Linked DNA regions of Homo sapiens: all the other regions are linked to region 3. Evidence: chromatin loops called from intact Hi-C (ENCODE). Cell type or tissue: heart right ventricle. All regions are shown on one strand. Each heading gives the region's core, and the rest is flanking DNA. Links, peaks and the distances in the headings are about the cores only. Region 1 overlaps SGCD (sarcoglycan delta). Region 2 overlaps SGCD (sarcoglycan delta). Region 3 holds the start of SGCD (sarcoglycan delta).

What was found. A loop is a pair of places that touch in the nucleus more often than their neighbours do. Peaks named below come from ENCODE experiments on the same cell type or tissue, not always from the same donor. Only the 100,000 strongest peaks of a DNase experiment are listed, where the experiment ranks them.
Region 1: a loop joins it to region 3, with 4 times the contacts of the local background. A loop is called at or near these places in 6 of 110 quality-filtered maps.
Region 2: a loop joins it to region 3, with 4 times the contacts of the local background. A loop is called at or near these places in 14 of 110 quality-filtered maps.

What each region holds. Positions count from the first base shown.
Region 1 is chr5:156,466,453-156,468,952 of GRCh38, reverse strand. The region is part of intron 3 of SGCD (sarcoglycan delta); the gene reads right to left. Among named protein-coding and RNA genes, the nearest start is that of SGCD, 140 kb to the right of the region's middle. In heart right ventricle, for the core only: no CTCF peak of the experiment used is centred there; no DNase peak of the experiment used is centred there.
Region 2 is chr5:156,581,518-156,584,017 of GRCh38, reverse strand. All of the region lies in intron 4 of SGCD (sarcoglycan delta), which reads right to left. Among named protein-coding and RNA genes, the nearest start is that of SGCD, 260 kb to the right of the region's middle. In heart right ventricle, for the core only: no CTCF peak of the experiment used is centred there; no DNase peak of the experiment used is centred there; H3K27ac peaks cover 2,500 bases.
Region 3 is chr5:156,317,572-156,328,883 of GRCh38, reverse strand. It overlaps SGCD (sarcoglycan delta), which reads right to left and starts at 1,720. Exons shown (of 9, transcript NM_000337.6): 1 at 1,652-1,720. All of the region lies in intron 2 of LOC124901120 (a long non-coding RNA gene), which reads left to right. In heart right ventricle, for the core only: no CTCF peak of the experiment used is centred there; a DNase peak (open chromatin) is centred at 1,843; H3K4me3 peaks cover 1,799 bases; H3K27ac peaks cover 2,145 bases.

The sequences.
Region 1 (2,500 bases), core at 1-2,500, 140 kb before region 3:
TGGCGTCATCTCGGCTTACTGCAACCTCTGCCTCCCAGGTTCAAGCAATTCTCCTGCCTCAGTCTCCTGAGTAGTTGGGATTACGGGCATGTGCCATCACGCCTGGCTAGTTTTTTTATTATTAGTAGAGGCGGGGTTTCACCACATTGGCCAGGCTAGTCTGGAGCTCCTGACCTCAAGTGATCCACCCATCTTGGCCTCCCAAAGTGCTGGGATTACAGGCATGAGCCACCACACACAGCCACATTATTGTATTTAATATCCCCAACAGTCTTATGTGGTATGTTCTATTTGTATGCATTTTTCAAATGAGGAAATTCAAGATCAGACAAAGAAAACCTGTGCAGTATAAAACACCTAACAATTCAACGGGGATGATTCAAATTCTAGAGCCCACAGTTTTAGCACTTGTTCTTTTTAGGTTGTCCCTTCTCTGTTGTCATTTAACCCAGCAATAATTATTTCTACTTTTAGTAAATATTAAAATATAATGATTTACTGAGTACCTCTTTTATGTCAATCAATGATATAAGGACTTTACATGTAAAATCTCATGCAATCCTCTTAGTGGCCATAAACAATTTATAATCTTTTTTTTTTTTTTTTTTTTTGAGACAAGGTCTCACTCTTGTCACCCAAGCTAAAGTGCAGTAAAACAATCATAGCTCACTGTGGTCTCAAACTCCTGGGCTCATGTGATCCTCCCACCTTAGCCTCCCAAGTAGCTGAGACTATAGTCATGCACCACCATGCATATTTTAATTTTTGCAAAGATGGGGTCTCATTATGTTGCCCAGGCTTCTCTCAAACTCTTGGCCTCAAGAAATCCTCCCATCTTGGCTGCCTGAAGTGCTGGGATTACAGGCATGAGCCACAACACCTGGCCAATTTATAAATATTCTTAACCCCATTTTATAGTTATAAAAACTCAGACTTAAATCAGCTTCCTAACACTGCAGAGTGAGCAAGCAGCAAACTCTGAATTTACTTCTACAGGCTATGATCCTTCCCTTTCCTCCTACTTCTAATAGCCACCACAGTTCACATACACTTCCAACAAAGCTAGACATTTGTTCCTTAGTCCAAAGTTGATGTGAACTAAACTTCTGGCTTCCAGAGAATATGAACAGCAACCTATAGTCTATAAATACATATCTTTAATATATGGGCTCATGCCCACTTCTTTAGGGCCTCATAGTTCTTTGTACTGAAGGCTTAGTCTGTGGGAAGATTTGCCTGCCCTTCCAATTTAATTATATGTGTCTTTTCTCTTTAAGCAAGTGCTTGATCTGCCAAAGAAATCACAGGAAGCAGCTTTCTAGAGATTGAAAGTATTAATACAATGATAGTTGCAGAACATAGCTACATATGTCATCATGCTCCATCTCTGTTTATGGATTTATATAAATACACATATCACAACTCAAGAGAGATTGTTTGCATTTATTAGTGCTTTATTTTTCCATACAGGTGTTTCTGGGAACATTGAGGTAGAACCATAGAATTTTATTATCTTATGCTTGCTTTCTTTCTTTAGTGCAGTGAGAAAAAATGTGATGGTTTGTTCTAACCAGATGAATCCTGAATAACTGAGATTTTAACAAAATTCTCTTTTATTTGACTGTCTGGAATACTCCAAAATATATCAGGTATATCCTTTTCCCTTGAGGATATTTTATAGATAATTAAATGAATAAAACTAAAATTCTTTTCAATACTACCAAAAACGAAATTCTTAGTGTTAAGTTAGGAGCCAGAAAATAAGGCCTATGAATCAAATCCAGCCTGCTACTTGGTTTTGTAAATAAAGTTTTATTGGAACACAGCCTTCCCCATTTGTTCACACTTTGTCTATGGATGCTTTCACACTACATTAACAGAGTTGAGTAGCTGCAACAGAGACCATCTGGCCTGCAAAGCCTAAAATACCGTCTGGCCCTCTATGTTTATCAACCTTCAACATGTCTCCCATGTGCCAGTCACTGTGTTGAGTGATCGGCATACACTACAGGCCCTTTGTGGCTTTTGTGGGTCCTAGGCACTTTTGTCTTTGTGGCCTCTTTCTTCATTAAAAAAAATAAAAAATTGCATTTTATGACTACATTGGTATAAATCAAATGTATGTTAAAACATTTTCTTTGACTAGAAAGTTCTTTTTTTGGTATAATTTTCAAATAAAATACTTTTGTGGGGGATCTAAAAGTATTGTGGATACTGCACCTACTCTTCTTAATGGAGAAGTCAATCCTTCTACATCATAATGTTTCTCTGTCCCAGCAGTCACCCATTATTGAGATGTGGAAATCAAATTTTAAAGCATCTAAGTTATCCGTGCAAGCCCACACATCTAGTAAGAACCCAAATCCAGCTCTTGCCTGACTCTGGAAAGAGTGTGTACTCTTAATCACTTTCCCACACATTCTCTCTGACTTGCACTGTGCTGAAGTGACTGAGGGGAGAGTTGGGTAAATGAATCAAAACCTACCAGAAACAGAAGAAA
Region 2 (2,500 bases), core at 1-2,500, 260 kb before region 3:
ATCCTTTCCTTTCCTAGTTCATTCTATATATTTTCTTCTATCAACATTTGAGTTTTACTTTTCATATTAAGTCTTTATTCTCTCTGGAGTCTACTTCAGTATGTAGTTATGTAGGAATTCAAATGGAAGGCAGTTTCCTCAACACTATCTACCAAACAATCATTATTTTTTCCCACTATTATGTGGTATCACTTTGGTACATATTAATTCCCAAATATATTTGAGTCTGACTCAGACTTGTAGGCTGTCTTATTGTCTATTTATCTATTCTTGTACCAATGTCATATTATCTTTGTTTCTGTGGCTTTGTGGTATGTCCAGATATCTGGTAAGTCTATCTACCCATTTTGCCTTCATACTCCATTTTAACGGTTTTGAATTTTCTTCAGAAATGAGAAGTCACTGAAGAGTTTTAAGCAGGAGAAGGTGTGAACTAAACATGATCACTCTGGTTACCTTGTGGCATCTGCTAGAAAGAGGAGTACATGATATGAGTGGCCAGGTGGGAGATTATTGTAGTCATTCAGCTAAGAAACAATAGCAACCTGAACTGGAGTGGAGGTAGGGCAAGACAAGTTACATTTTGAGAACTGGCAGGGGTTGGTAACTGATGGGGCTTGGGAATGAGAAAGGAGGCAGAGTGAGGGATAATCCTCGTGTTGCTTGGCAATTGGAGAGGCAACAGCCATTTACTGAGCTACAGGGCAGGAGGTAAGGGAGTGAATATTTGAAGGCAGAGTTTGGTAGGTGAGAGGTTTGGGGCTTGAAGGTTCAGCTTTGGAAATGTTAAGTGTGAAATGCCTAGGAGTCTGATGTATTAGGGTGCACAGTTGGCATTGCCTTCAATCCTACATCATGTCTTTTAAGTTCCTCTGTGCCTTCCACTGTATACTAAAATCTCCTTTATGAAAATGTTCATAATTACACTATCTCAGCTGTCAACTCTCACAAAATTCTGTGCATTTCCATGTTGACTCTTTCTGGCAGCTTAAAATTTGCTTTCTGCTCTCTAGACATCATCAGTGGGGATCCTATAAGAGGGTAGACATATTAAAACACAATTGTTAACTTAAAGGTAATATCTCAAGGCAAATCTCTCATAGTTTGAAGGTTACAAAGAATTCAAAGAAGCTTCTCAGGAAGTGAAAAATCAGTGGTTCTCCTACTGTGTGTGTTTGTGTGTGTGTGTGTGTGTGCGCGTGCACATGCGTGCATGCATGCACCTGTGTGCGTCTGTGTGTGTCCAAAGGATAGTGGGGAGACGGGCTTGAATTACATACTTAGATCTAGGGATAAGGAAATCAGAAGGAGACATAAAATTAAGTTTTAATTCTAATTTGCTAGTCAAGCTTCCTGAAATGTAGCAAACTGCATAGGAGAAAAAAAATACTGATATATTTTCTTTAGGGGTGAGGTCAGATAAGAGGGTTAACTGGGATGCCTTGGCTAAGAATGACTTCCTCAATATCCAACCCAAGAGCCCAAAGCAACGGAGTGTAACCTGGATTCAGCTCTGTGGGAGTGCAGATGTCACAGAGATTGCTTTTGGGTGTGTAAAGAGGCAGATGTTTTATCCTTACATGGCTGTGGACAGGAATGCTAGAGCTCAATTGGTTGCCCTTTTATGCACCCATCACAGTACTGGGAACTATAAAAGAGCAGTACAAAAGGTACTAGATCTTTGTTCTGCATTTAGAAAGACAAAATTAACACTCATGTAACAACCCCAAACCCGTATGAGATCAGAGATAGGCTGGAAAGGTGGCACTTGACAATGAACAATGCACTCTTCTATGTTTCCAAGGTTACAATTTCATCTTCACAACATACAAAACAACATTTCTTCCAACAGCCTGAGCCTTCTTGCTAGCATTTTCCAGTGCTCTATAAAAAACTTTCCCATAATATATAAATAGCCATTCTTAAAAAATAAATTAAAAAAAAATTGAGCCCCCAGGTCCATTCCAAGACGGCTGAATAGGAACAGCTCTGGTCTGCATCTCCCAGCATGATTGATGCAGAAGAGGGTGATTTCTGCATTTCCAACTGAGGTACCTGGTTAATCTCACTGGGACTGGTTGGACAGTGGGTGCAGCCTATGGAGGGTGAGCTGAAGCAGGGCAGGGCATCGCCTCACCAGGGAAGCACAGGAGGTTGGGGAATTTCTCTTTCCTAGCCAAGGGAAGCCATTTCAGATGGTACCTGGAAAAACAGGACCCTCCCATCCAAATACTGCACTTTTCCAATGGTCTTAGCAAATGGCACACCGGGAGGTTATATCCCATGCCTAGTTCAGCAGGTCCCACACCCACAGAGCCTTGCTCACTGCTAGCGCAGCAGTCTGAGATCAACCTGCGAGGCAGCAGCCTGGCAGGGGGTGGGGCATCCACCATTGCTGAGGCTTGAGTAGGTAAACAAAGCGCCCAGGGAAGCTTGAACCTGACAGAGCTCAATGCAGCTCAGCCAGGCCTGCTGCCTCTGTAGACTCCAACTCAGGGGG
Region 3 (11,312 bases), core at 792-3,291:
TGGCATTTTTCTCACTCATTAGGCACTTTAGAGAAAAAAATAAGGTCACAGTCCATCCTGACTTCTAACTACACCCCCTTCCTTTCCTCAAGCCCTGCAGTCCCCAAACCCTCCCCACACCACCCCAACACGAAGATGAAACTAATAAAGAAAATGTTCATGAACCATCTCTTAAAGATATCCTGCTGCCAGTCCTGTCCCAGGTCCCTCCTCCAAGTACAACACTTGGAAGAAAAAAGAAAATCGCTGGCTGAAAATCCTGACCTTCTACCAACAGGACAGAATGTGTGCCTTCTCATTCTAGGTCTTATGCAGAGGAAGCAATGAGAAATGCTGGCTCTCCACTTTTCTTTCAGCATTAACTTCAGGCTCTTCTATTAGCTACTTGTTTAAAGATTGTAGGACACAAGTAAATGCACACCTGTTGTCACAGAGATCCACCCTAAGAGGTCTAGTCACTCTTCAGCTACTCAAGAAGTATCCAAGATTCCATTCATTCATCCATCTCCCCAACCAGACTTTTGGCCAAGCCCCGTTCGGAAAAAACCAATGTTGTCACAGATTGCTGTGCTAGTAATTGTAAAGCAGTTGTAAGGTTTAGCTCGGCTTTGGGCTGAACCAGTCTCTCAAATGCAATGACATTGTACTGTGTGTTTTCTAAATGCTGTACATAAAACAAGGTATAGCTTTCCTATGAGAGGAAAAAATCTATACTGCAATAGAGTTGATAAAGAAGAACCAAAACTGAAGAGGAACACTAAGATCCCTGTTGTGCTGAAAATTTTTAAAACTTTGATTTTTATAAAAAGCTCTTTTGCAGTAAGGTGTAAAATAAAACCAAGAGATCAATGAAATAAAATTCACACCATCATGTCTCTGTCCTTTAAGAAGAATTTTGAGTAAACTGCCATTTTCTGTTACTTTTTTATTATCTATGTTTCCTAAAATACAGAAGTGTTTTTTGAGAGTAAAACTGCAAATTACTTCAAGTGAGAAAATTGGAAATGATTATAGAAACAGAATTACAAATGTTGATCCAGCATAATTCTAGGCAAATATATCACTGACAGTCAAATCCCAGATAATGACAGTCAAACTCCTATATAAAAGATTTTAGAAACCCATACACACATATCTGTTTCGACACTCTGAAAGTGTCATCCAACGTAGAAACTTCAAACTCTGATTCCCTCCTAAAATGAGAGCCATTTTCTACTATTAAAAAACAACAACAACAAAAAACTCCCCATTAAAACTCTTGCGAAGTGAAGCAAAACACACAGACAGTTTCATCTGAAATTATCTTCCTTGCCAGTGAACGGCCCTTCCACGCAGAAAGGAAAAGTTACAGATGGTTGGAGCAGGGTGACAACATAAGGAATTCACATACTCCTCTTTACACAATAACGTTGCCAGCTAAATCCTAACTTTCAAAAGAAGTCTCTCTGCCCTGCTGAAAATCAGACCTTAAAGGGGGAAAAGCACAGATTGGAGCCCCATGCCAACTGTTTACATGACGGAGTTCTAACTTGCTAATTCACACACACACACATGCACACACTAAAAACTCGGAGTGCCTGCAAATACAGCAGGCAGATAGCTTAGAAAGTGAACAGACGCGTGCAAACGCAAGAACTGAACAGTACCCTACCTCTCTTGTCCGTTTCACAAACCGGCCGATGAAAACCGCCCGCGATCCCAGGGCGTGCTGAGCAGCTCTGAAGGAGGTGGCCACTCGGCCCGCTGAGTGTGTGCAGGCCCAGCCTGCGCTCAGAAGCTGCCCCAGTCAGATTTTCCAACTGCAGAACTGCAGCCAAGTCCCTGCCCATGCCTGAAGAATTTCCTGAACAGCATTCCCGTTCTTTTTCTGACTGCTTTGAAACCGTACTCCGTACTTCAATATGGCTTTGTCAGACCGACTCACAGCTACTGGGCTGTCTCCAGCTATCAATGGGAAACACATGTGTCAAGCACAGGCCGACTCCCCTGCAACAGCGCTCATGGTGTCTGCCGGGCTCATACTCACAACCAGAAAGAAAACTGCTTCTACAACCAATTCTGATTTTTCAGCCATTCTCCACACAGCCTCTGCTCTGTAGTGCTAGATGCTGGAGATAAGTCCTCTCTTTCTTCTGCTCAACACTGCTCCTTTTTCACTTGCTCCTTACACTTGAGTCCCCAGCTGACCCCTGTCAGCCCCCTGAGCTCTTGCCAGTCCTGATAACAAGCTTATTACAGCTGAGAGATGTAAATTCTAATTTGATCTCCCTACCTGCCGCTTCCTAAATCTTTGCTCAAAATTTCAATTGCTTGAGGGGGAGCAATATTTTTAGCATTTCCACACTGGTACAGTTCTTCGGAGCTGTCCCCTCAACCTGATATGTACATTTTTTGCTGCAGCAACTAAAAATAATGCAATTATTTTTCAGGCACTTTTGTTGCTCTCTGTTCTGCAACAGTGCTGGTCCAAAAATGTAACATTTTATAGGCTGTTGGAATGTGTGTTATGGTTATGGAAAATAGAAAAGAGAAAAGAATGTACTTTGAATCAGAATGCGTCCTAATTCTGTGCACCTGTGATTATTTCTGGATGACACTCCCTCAAGATGCCCTGTGTACATTCTGCTGGATTTGATGCTCTACCTTTGACATTTTCCCTTTCCATGCAACAAGAGGAAACCTCAAAACAGGAGGACACCCCTCTTCTCCCACACTGAAAAACCCCCATATCTAAAGAGCCAGAGCAAAGTTGTCAAGGTAACATTGTAGAAAAGAGGTGATTTAAAGAGAGAGGAGCATTTGTTTTGAACTGTTTCTTTTTTCTGTTTTTGGTATTAACATTTTACTTCCAAAAATCACACCCCATTGGCAACTTATTCTAAAGAACTGGCTTGCCAGATTTTAAGTGTTGTATGTTCTTGAGGGGATGTTGTAAGTAATAGGATTCGGTGGGGTCGTGAGTTTAGCATCAAATTACACTGGGCACTTTGAGCAGGATTAGATTTTCGCCTTGGGAAGCAGTGGGGTGGGAGGCGGTGTGGGGAGGTGTGTGTGCACATCTAAGGTCAAGATGCAATTACAGAATCAGATCTTTGGAGTTGGAGACACCCCAGAGATCATCCAATCCAAATTGTTTCCACCCTTCATTTTACAGAGGGAAGTAGAGGCCCAGACAAATGAGATGACTTGTCCAGGGTTTTAAAGACAGTTAATACCAGAGCTGAAGCTAGAAATGGGATTGGTGCTCTCTTTTTCTATCTGCTTTCTCTACTGCAGCATAATTTGGGAAGGTGATATCATCTAGCCTTCTAATCAGATAGCCTGGGTCTAATCTTAGCTCTGCATCTTACTGACTATAAACCCTGGTCAGCTTGCTTAACCTCTCTCGATCTGTTTCCTCATCTGTGAAATGGGAACCATAATAGAATCTACTGGTAGAATTGTTAAGGATTCAGTGAGATAATCTGTGTAAAGTGTTTATGACTGCCTATAAATACATTTCAGTTTACTTTTTTTTTTAATGGAGCAAAATGCAAACCTTTTCTCTAACCTAAAAGCCAAATTGTACTCTCCCATCTAGTGTGAGTTCTAGAATAAAGTATTTGAGTGGCTAGTTTTCTGCTGCTTTAACTTTATGTAATAGGGGCCTGTCACCTTAAACTTGGAGAACTGTCCTGAAGCCTTATTGGAACATTAAGCCAGCTATACCGCTACTTTCCATTTATTCCCTAAATATAACACTGAAGTCTTTCCTTGAGATTAACTCACAGAAAAGAAAAACAGTGAGATCAAATCTGCAGTCAGTTACATGAGGCTGAACAAAGTGTCATTCCAGAGAACTGGGCTTTATACCTTAAGAGCTCAAAATTATCATTCTATAAATAGAAGACTATTAACAATTACAATGTTCATGTTTGGAAATGGCAACGTCCTAAATTAACAATAATAGCAAAATAAAATCCCACAAGTTGAGGAAGAAATCTTTCAGAGAAAATAGCTGCTGCAAATTCTAAAGAATCAGACTTCTACGTGGGGTTCCACAGTCTTTGAGAGCCAGTGGTAGCAAATTGCTAATGAACCGCTTATTGTTTATTATTCACGTTTTATGCCCTGCTTCTTTTCAGGGAAAAAAAAAAAGAAGTTTTAAATAGTTGAAGAAGTTAATCTTGAATGTTCTGGTAATCAATTTAAAAAAAACTCAAGCTGATACTCAGCCCTAATCAAACAATGCTGATATGATTCACGAGACCCTGCCCTCATGTCTCCCCAAAGACTTGTTATGTGGCTCATTTCAATGTGGGCATCTGGAGAGATCTCAGTTTGAGACCCAGCTTTATAACTGCTAGCTAGAAAATCCTGAAAACATACTTAATTCTTCTAATGTTAAGAAATGTTATGCAAAACTTGAAAAATATAGCCAAAAGGTAGTCTTTTTTTTTTCAATATCATATGCGGGAATTGTTTCACAGGCCCTCTCAAGAAGTATTTAAGGGGAATGTCATTTGTTGAAGATAGTTTGCTATTGAAAAACATTTCCAGATTTATTACAGGTACATGTTAACTTGGAGACTTTTATCTGATAAAGATGCAAATAATTTCTTTCCAGTAGAGAAAATAACCTCAAATGTGATGATTTGTTGCCCTCCAGGACATTACCAGTCTTGTACCTAATGTAGTCTCTGCTAGCATCCCTTTGTTAACAAACCTATAAATAATGAGCTCCTCAAATGTTCTTGGAACCAGTCTTACCATCACACCAATTCCCCCACTAATTAAGGAGTCAAGTAAAATATCTGACATATCTGCTTTTCATATTTATATGTCATGTTTTTAACTTTTTAAAAAGTATAATTTGACAGTTTTATTCTTTCCACCTATATGAGTGTTATGAGGATTACGTGAAATAATGTGTGATAATCACTTAGCGAAATGCATGGCACACAGTAAATGCTCAAACTATGTAGGCACTGCTAGTATTTAATACGATAGGACTGTACTCGGTTCTCACTTTTGCAAAGGACTCCTCATCAGTCTCCTTCCTATTACACCTTTTTATTCTTACCATTAGATTCCTGAATCCCCTCTGCAATGGCTGTGCCTGCTGGAATCCTTCCATACATGGTGACCTCTTTGCTTCTCACAGACTTCCACTTTTAATGTTCTAAAATTACAACTAAAATATGTCTCCCTATCACATATTCTATGGTTGCTAATCACAGAAGTCGGTTAAAAATTATGATACTGAAGATCATATGAACCAGAAAACTTCAATCTTCACTTGAATATAAGCTCCATGCGGGCAAGGATTTTTGTCTACTTCATTTTCTGCCATTTTTCCAATGTCTAGGATGGGTATATAGTAGACCCTCATTTTTACCCATTGAATAAATAACATCTTTTGACTTACTTGAAAACTGAGATTCCTACATTATCCTTTTCAAAGGATATTTTTACTGTAGATTAAACATATCTGGAGCTACTCGACCATTTCTCTCCATCGTGTTTCAGATTCCCTTTGTCACCTGATTGGCTTTTTTCCTGGGAATATTTCAGTTTCCTTAATTTCCTCCTTGAGTGTGGTGCTGAGAAGTGAACAAACTTTGCAGGTACACTGGATCTAACGCAAAGAGAGGAGGAACAACTCCTTCTCTCATTCAGAAGCTATACTTCTATTGATGCAATCCATGAACATATTAGGTTTGGAGGTAGTAACCTGGAGTCATAGTGAGTCATGTCAGCTTGGACCACTCTATGACAGGTGCTAGTATTAACCTCATCTCCCACAACATTTATGTCGATGATGTTCAGGCCTAGATTTATATTAGAATCACCTGGGGTAGCTTTTAAGCTGACTAGAGCCAGGGTCCCACCCCAGAGGTTTTGATTCTATTAGAATCAGATGGCCACCAGGCAACAGTATTTTTTAATCCCCTCAGATGATTCCAATGTGAGCCAGACTTAAGATTACTAAGTTACAGGATCTTTTAAAACATAAATCTGATTGCACAACTCTTTGACCTCAAATCTTTAAATGGCTGACCATTGCCTAAAAGGGAACAGCAGCAACCCTCAACTGGTCTGTCACACACTTCTTTAGCCTCATCTGCTGCCACTCCCTCATTCTTCTAATCCTTCAAATAAATCATGTATCTTTCCACTTTAGGAGATTGAAGAAAAGCTGTTCTCACCTTCTGGACAGATATTACTGTTTCCTAGAAATTGCCTGTGTTCATGCAGTTATCTCTTATTCAGCCTTTAAATGTAACCTCCATTATCACTTCCTCTAGAATTTATTTCTCCCTGAACCCTGAGACCCAACAGTCCCCTGTTATATAAGCCTATAGACTAGCACTTATTTTAGTTGTATATACATATTTGTATTTTTATCTGATTCATGTCAATCTTTCCTGAGAGACAATGTTCTCCATGAGGGCAGAGACCCAGCCTGCTTTCCCCAGGTTGTGTCTTACTCCTTACACCATGCCTAGCTTGTAGGAAGTACACAATAGATATTTTTAAGTAAGTAAATGCAGGTTTAAAAAAAAAATCCAAGTACAGGAACATGCATATAACCCAACTTTCTATATCTTGACTTTTTAGATCTCATTTACTCTTTCTGACCTGTTAAAATATTGTATTGTACTAGGAAACCAACTTGTCTCATAAGATGTAAACAATCTCAAAAACTAATAAGCCATTCGTACATTTATCCAAAAGACTTGTGAGAAATTACCGAGTCAGTTGTCAGGCAAAATCTGTAAGGCCTGAAATACAAGCTAGGCTGTGAATATAGGGAGTGTGGTCTGTTGTGCCACTGACTTGGGGTGGAGGGTGGGGTAGTCTGATGTAACACAGTAAGGTCATACAGAGAGGGCCACAGAGCAGTTACAGCAAAAGCCTGAAAAGAGGCGTTCATCGGGACCCTTATGGTTACAGCAGATGGAACTCATTCAAATTAGCCTAAGGAAAAAAGAGGATGGGGGGAGAGATGTACTCAATCATAAAACTGTAAAGCCAAGAAGTGGATGTGAAGGCAGGACTGGGAGTAACAGTTGAAATGTAATCAAGACTCTATCTCCCTCTTCTTCTCTAGGCTTCACCCACAGTTTTGCTCTCTCCTTTGGGTGGTAAGACACCCATTGGTAGTCACATGCTCACTTTCCCTGGGAAAATAGATATTTTCCAGATTGAGCCACATGCTCATCCATGTGACCAGGAGAATGGTGTCCTCATGTTGATCCTATTTGGCTCCTATAACAACCCTGGAGGCAAAAAGAAAGGGTCACCTCCATCTTACCAGAATGGCTGTGTAGGGTTATTAGGAAATTGAGAAAAGGTGGTGGGTAGATTAAAGTATCAGGTGGATTATGGATGACAAAATACCAAAGACTCACTTCAGCATCGTGCCCAGAGAAGGTTTTTTATTTATTTGTTTATTTATTTATTTATTTGTTTATTTATTTTCAGTCGGAGTCTCGCTCTGTCACCCAGGCTGGAGTGCAGTGGTGCGATCTCGGCTCACTGCAAGCTCCACTTCTCGGGTTCACACCATTCTCTGGCCTCAGCCTCCCGAGTAGCTGGGACTACAGGCGCCCACCACCATGCCTGGCTAATTTTTTTGTATTTTTAGTAGAGATGGGGTTTCACCATGTTAGCCAGGATGGTCTCGATCTTCTGACCTCCTGATCCACCCACCTTGGTCTCCCAAAGTGCTGGGATTACAGGCGTGAGCCACTGCGCCCAGCCGTTTTTGTTTTTGTTTTTGTTTTTAATTTGTTTTTTAGAAATATTATGAGGCAATATTTAGGCAAAGGATAGAAACCGTATTTATTTATTCTATGAAAGCCCAAAACAGTTGAGTTAGACTTAAACTAATGGCAGATGATTAGGGCAGTAGCACGATGCCAGCCTTTCATTTGAGAGTTCATTTCATAAATAATACCTGATGGGAAGTGACACTCACTCTGCTCTGGCTCTTCAAAACAGAGTAAATCCAATGCTATTTTTCCATGGCCAAGGGCAAAATTATCTGACTGACTTTGAAGAGACATTTCTGTGGAATGAATCTGGACCAGGAAGTTTGGCTCAGTGACAAAACAGTGACCCAAACATTTTGAGAATATCTCTATTGGCCAGACACAGCGTCTAAGCTGAAGTCATCTTCTGTTTCGGAAATTCAAATATATACATGGTACACAATGAGGGATTCTCAAACTAAGTCATTACTTTCAGAAGGAACTCATACATTTGAAAATTAATTTAGTGTGATTAGTAATGAAATGTATTGCAAACATACCTTTTTAAAAGAAATTAATTAAAGAGCACAAAGCAAATACTGATAGAGCTGAATAGATGGCTCCATGTATTCTGTTTCTTTTCAGTGAAAAACACTGACCAATTCTTTTAACGTTCTTTCTGGTCCATAATTTCTTATTGCATTATAGCTTCTTATAAGTAAGCTCTTGAAATATCACATTTTTATTTGGAAATAAAATTTATTGATCAATAAAAGGAAGCTAGACTACATGATAGGCACTCCATAGTTACTGGCAGAAATAAATAAGACCTGTGCTTAAAAAATGCATAGCATCACTCATCTTTATTTTTGCAATCATATCAGTGCTCAGTGGTACAAGACACAACTGATGGGTGCAGGAATTCCAAGCTAATGGTAAACTTCTTGAATGAGGAGTGCTGGTTAATACTAAAGACCAAGCCTCAAAATCCAACCCTAAAACCCAACAATTGTACACACACACACACACACACACACACACACACACACATATCAAAGGCTGTCAAAGACAAATAATTCATCATTATACATTTCAAATGATTTATCTTTATAAGGGGTTTATTAGATATGTGAAAGAGACATAATTGAGCAAATCCACAACTAGCACAGTGGCTGGCACATAGTAGTTGCTTCATAAATATTATTTCACTAATAATGAACATTGCTAGTAATTCCTGATATCCTTTCCGCAATGGATTGCAGAGAAAATAACTTTATATAATTTTAAATCTCTCAACTGGTGAGCTGTAGCGTATTCTGATGTAAAAGGAAATAATATGTCATCAAGTCCAACCTTTTCATTACTTGTATGAGACAACTGAAAACTGAAAAGAAGACGTGATATGGTCAAAATCACACAGATAGGTAATAGAGGAATTGGGCAAAAGATTCCCATTTTCTGATACCTAGCTGCCTCGTAGGGCAAAGATTGTGATTCTAGGAGATGATTCACTGTATCACCTCTTCACTCACTATGGGAAATTACTGCTGGGGCTTCACTTCCTAAAATACAATTTGTGTTTCAAGATGCATTATCTGGTTACCTACTTCTCTCCTTACTTCTTCTTAAGCAATGAGGAAGTCCTTTTTAGCATTCCTAAGTGGTAAGTGAATAAACACTAAATGTAAATAGATAAGGCTATTAAAAAATTAAAATATGAGTCCAAAAACAGAATGTTATTCCAAGTTAAAGGCAGGCAAAAATGGTCTCATTTGCCTTTAACCCTGCACTTAACAGATCAAGTGCTCATTAAATATCTGCTGGAATGAATTGAAGAAAAACATTCCTGTATTTTCAGTGGATTGTAGGGTTTAATGGTAAGGGATTTTCCCCAAGGCTTCCAGTTTGATCAACTTCAACACAGTTTTAACATCCTGAGCCTCATCTCTCATAATTAGCAGAAACTGTTAGAAGCAACAGACTGGGCCAGTCTGGCTGAGCTGCATTATATCGTATCTTAGGATGGAGTGCTGATGTAATAGATACAAAGAAATATATTTCATGTAAAATGCACATAGGGGCTTTATTGGCATGCCCTGATTCTCCCCGCCAAAAAGCAGAAAGAAATTGACAAAAACAGAAATAAAAAGCATAAAGAGACAGATTGGCTACTTGATGAGCATATCAGACTCCAACTCAACTATGCTGGCACATCTAACGAAAGAATGTGCCATTTAAGAGGTCATCCAAGAGGCCAAATGCGGTGACTCATGCCTGTAATCCCAGCACTTTGGGAGGCCAAGGCAGGCGGATCACCTGAGGTCAGGAGTTCGAGACCAGCCTGGCCAACGTGGTGAAACCCCATTTCTACTAAAAATACAAAACTGAGCCAGGCGAGGGGGCACACAACTGTAATCCCAGCTACTCAGGATGCTGAGGCAGGAGAATCACTTGAACCCGAGAGGTAGAGGTTGCAGTGAGCCAAGATCACTCCACTTCACTCCATCCAGCCTAGGTGACAGAGTGAGACTTTGTCTCAAAAAAAAAAAAAAAAGAGGTCATTCATGGATGCATAGAAGGAATGAGAGCCATAAAAAAGTACGAAGAGTTCATTCAAGCACTGAATAAAGGAGTCTTAGCCAATGAACTCTCCTCATATTTAGTGAGTGGTTGGTCTGTTCCAGGGATTGGAGATATGATAGATACAAAACAGGGTCCTTATCCTCAAGGTACTTACAAGACTTTGTGGGGAGGACTTTCACTGTCTCTAGTACCACTGACAAAATTATACCTGTTGGGCTGACTTAGCCTGCTGCCATTAAAGAATCCTTTTTATCTAACTCTCCTTTTTCTGAGTTTAAATGCATTAATTATCCTTTTCATTATGTTCCTTCTTGTTGCATAGATCTTCTTAGAGGAAGAGAAGATTTAGCTATTCCTATGCATGTGATACTATTTCTCATGCTAAATTTAAAAATTTGTATTTCTAATTTAGACATCAATCTCATGAAGTTGGTTAATGTGTGAGTCTATCATTGAGAGATAGAACCTCTCTTGCTGAGTTGATAGAATCAGCTTTCTAAGTCTCTTCACTGAACTTGTGAAAGACATTCTGTGAGAACTCCAAGGAAAGAGACTTGCTCATAAATAACTACTATAATATCTTCAAATTCCCAGACATAGCATATAGAATAATGAATTGGCAAGGGTTTACAGTTAGATAAATGGGTCAATTCTCTACCCATGCCATTTGTCACATTTATAAGAGATCATGGGTGTTGAGCCACTTCATTCATCCTCTCTCACTAAGATCTTATCGTACATCAGTATTTTATCCTAAAGAAACACTTTAATATTCTATTATTACAAGAGCCACAGCAGTACTTGAGCTCAACGTAAAAGATGAAGTCAAACATCATTTTGTAGTGACATGATTAGTATCAACACAATTTCTGCTTTTTAAGAGCAAAATCAAAACACAGAACATTTCCACACTGAAAAACTATATTTGGGGTTTTGGAAAGATTTTTGGAGTTCACTGCATTTCAACACATCATGTGAATACTTTATGTAATT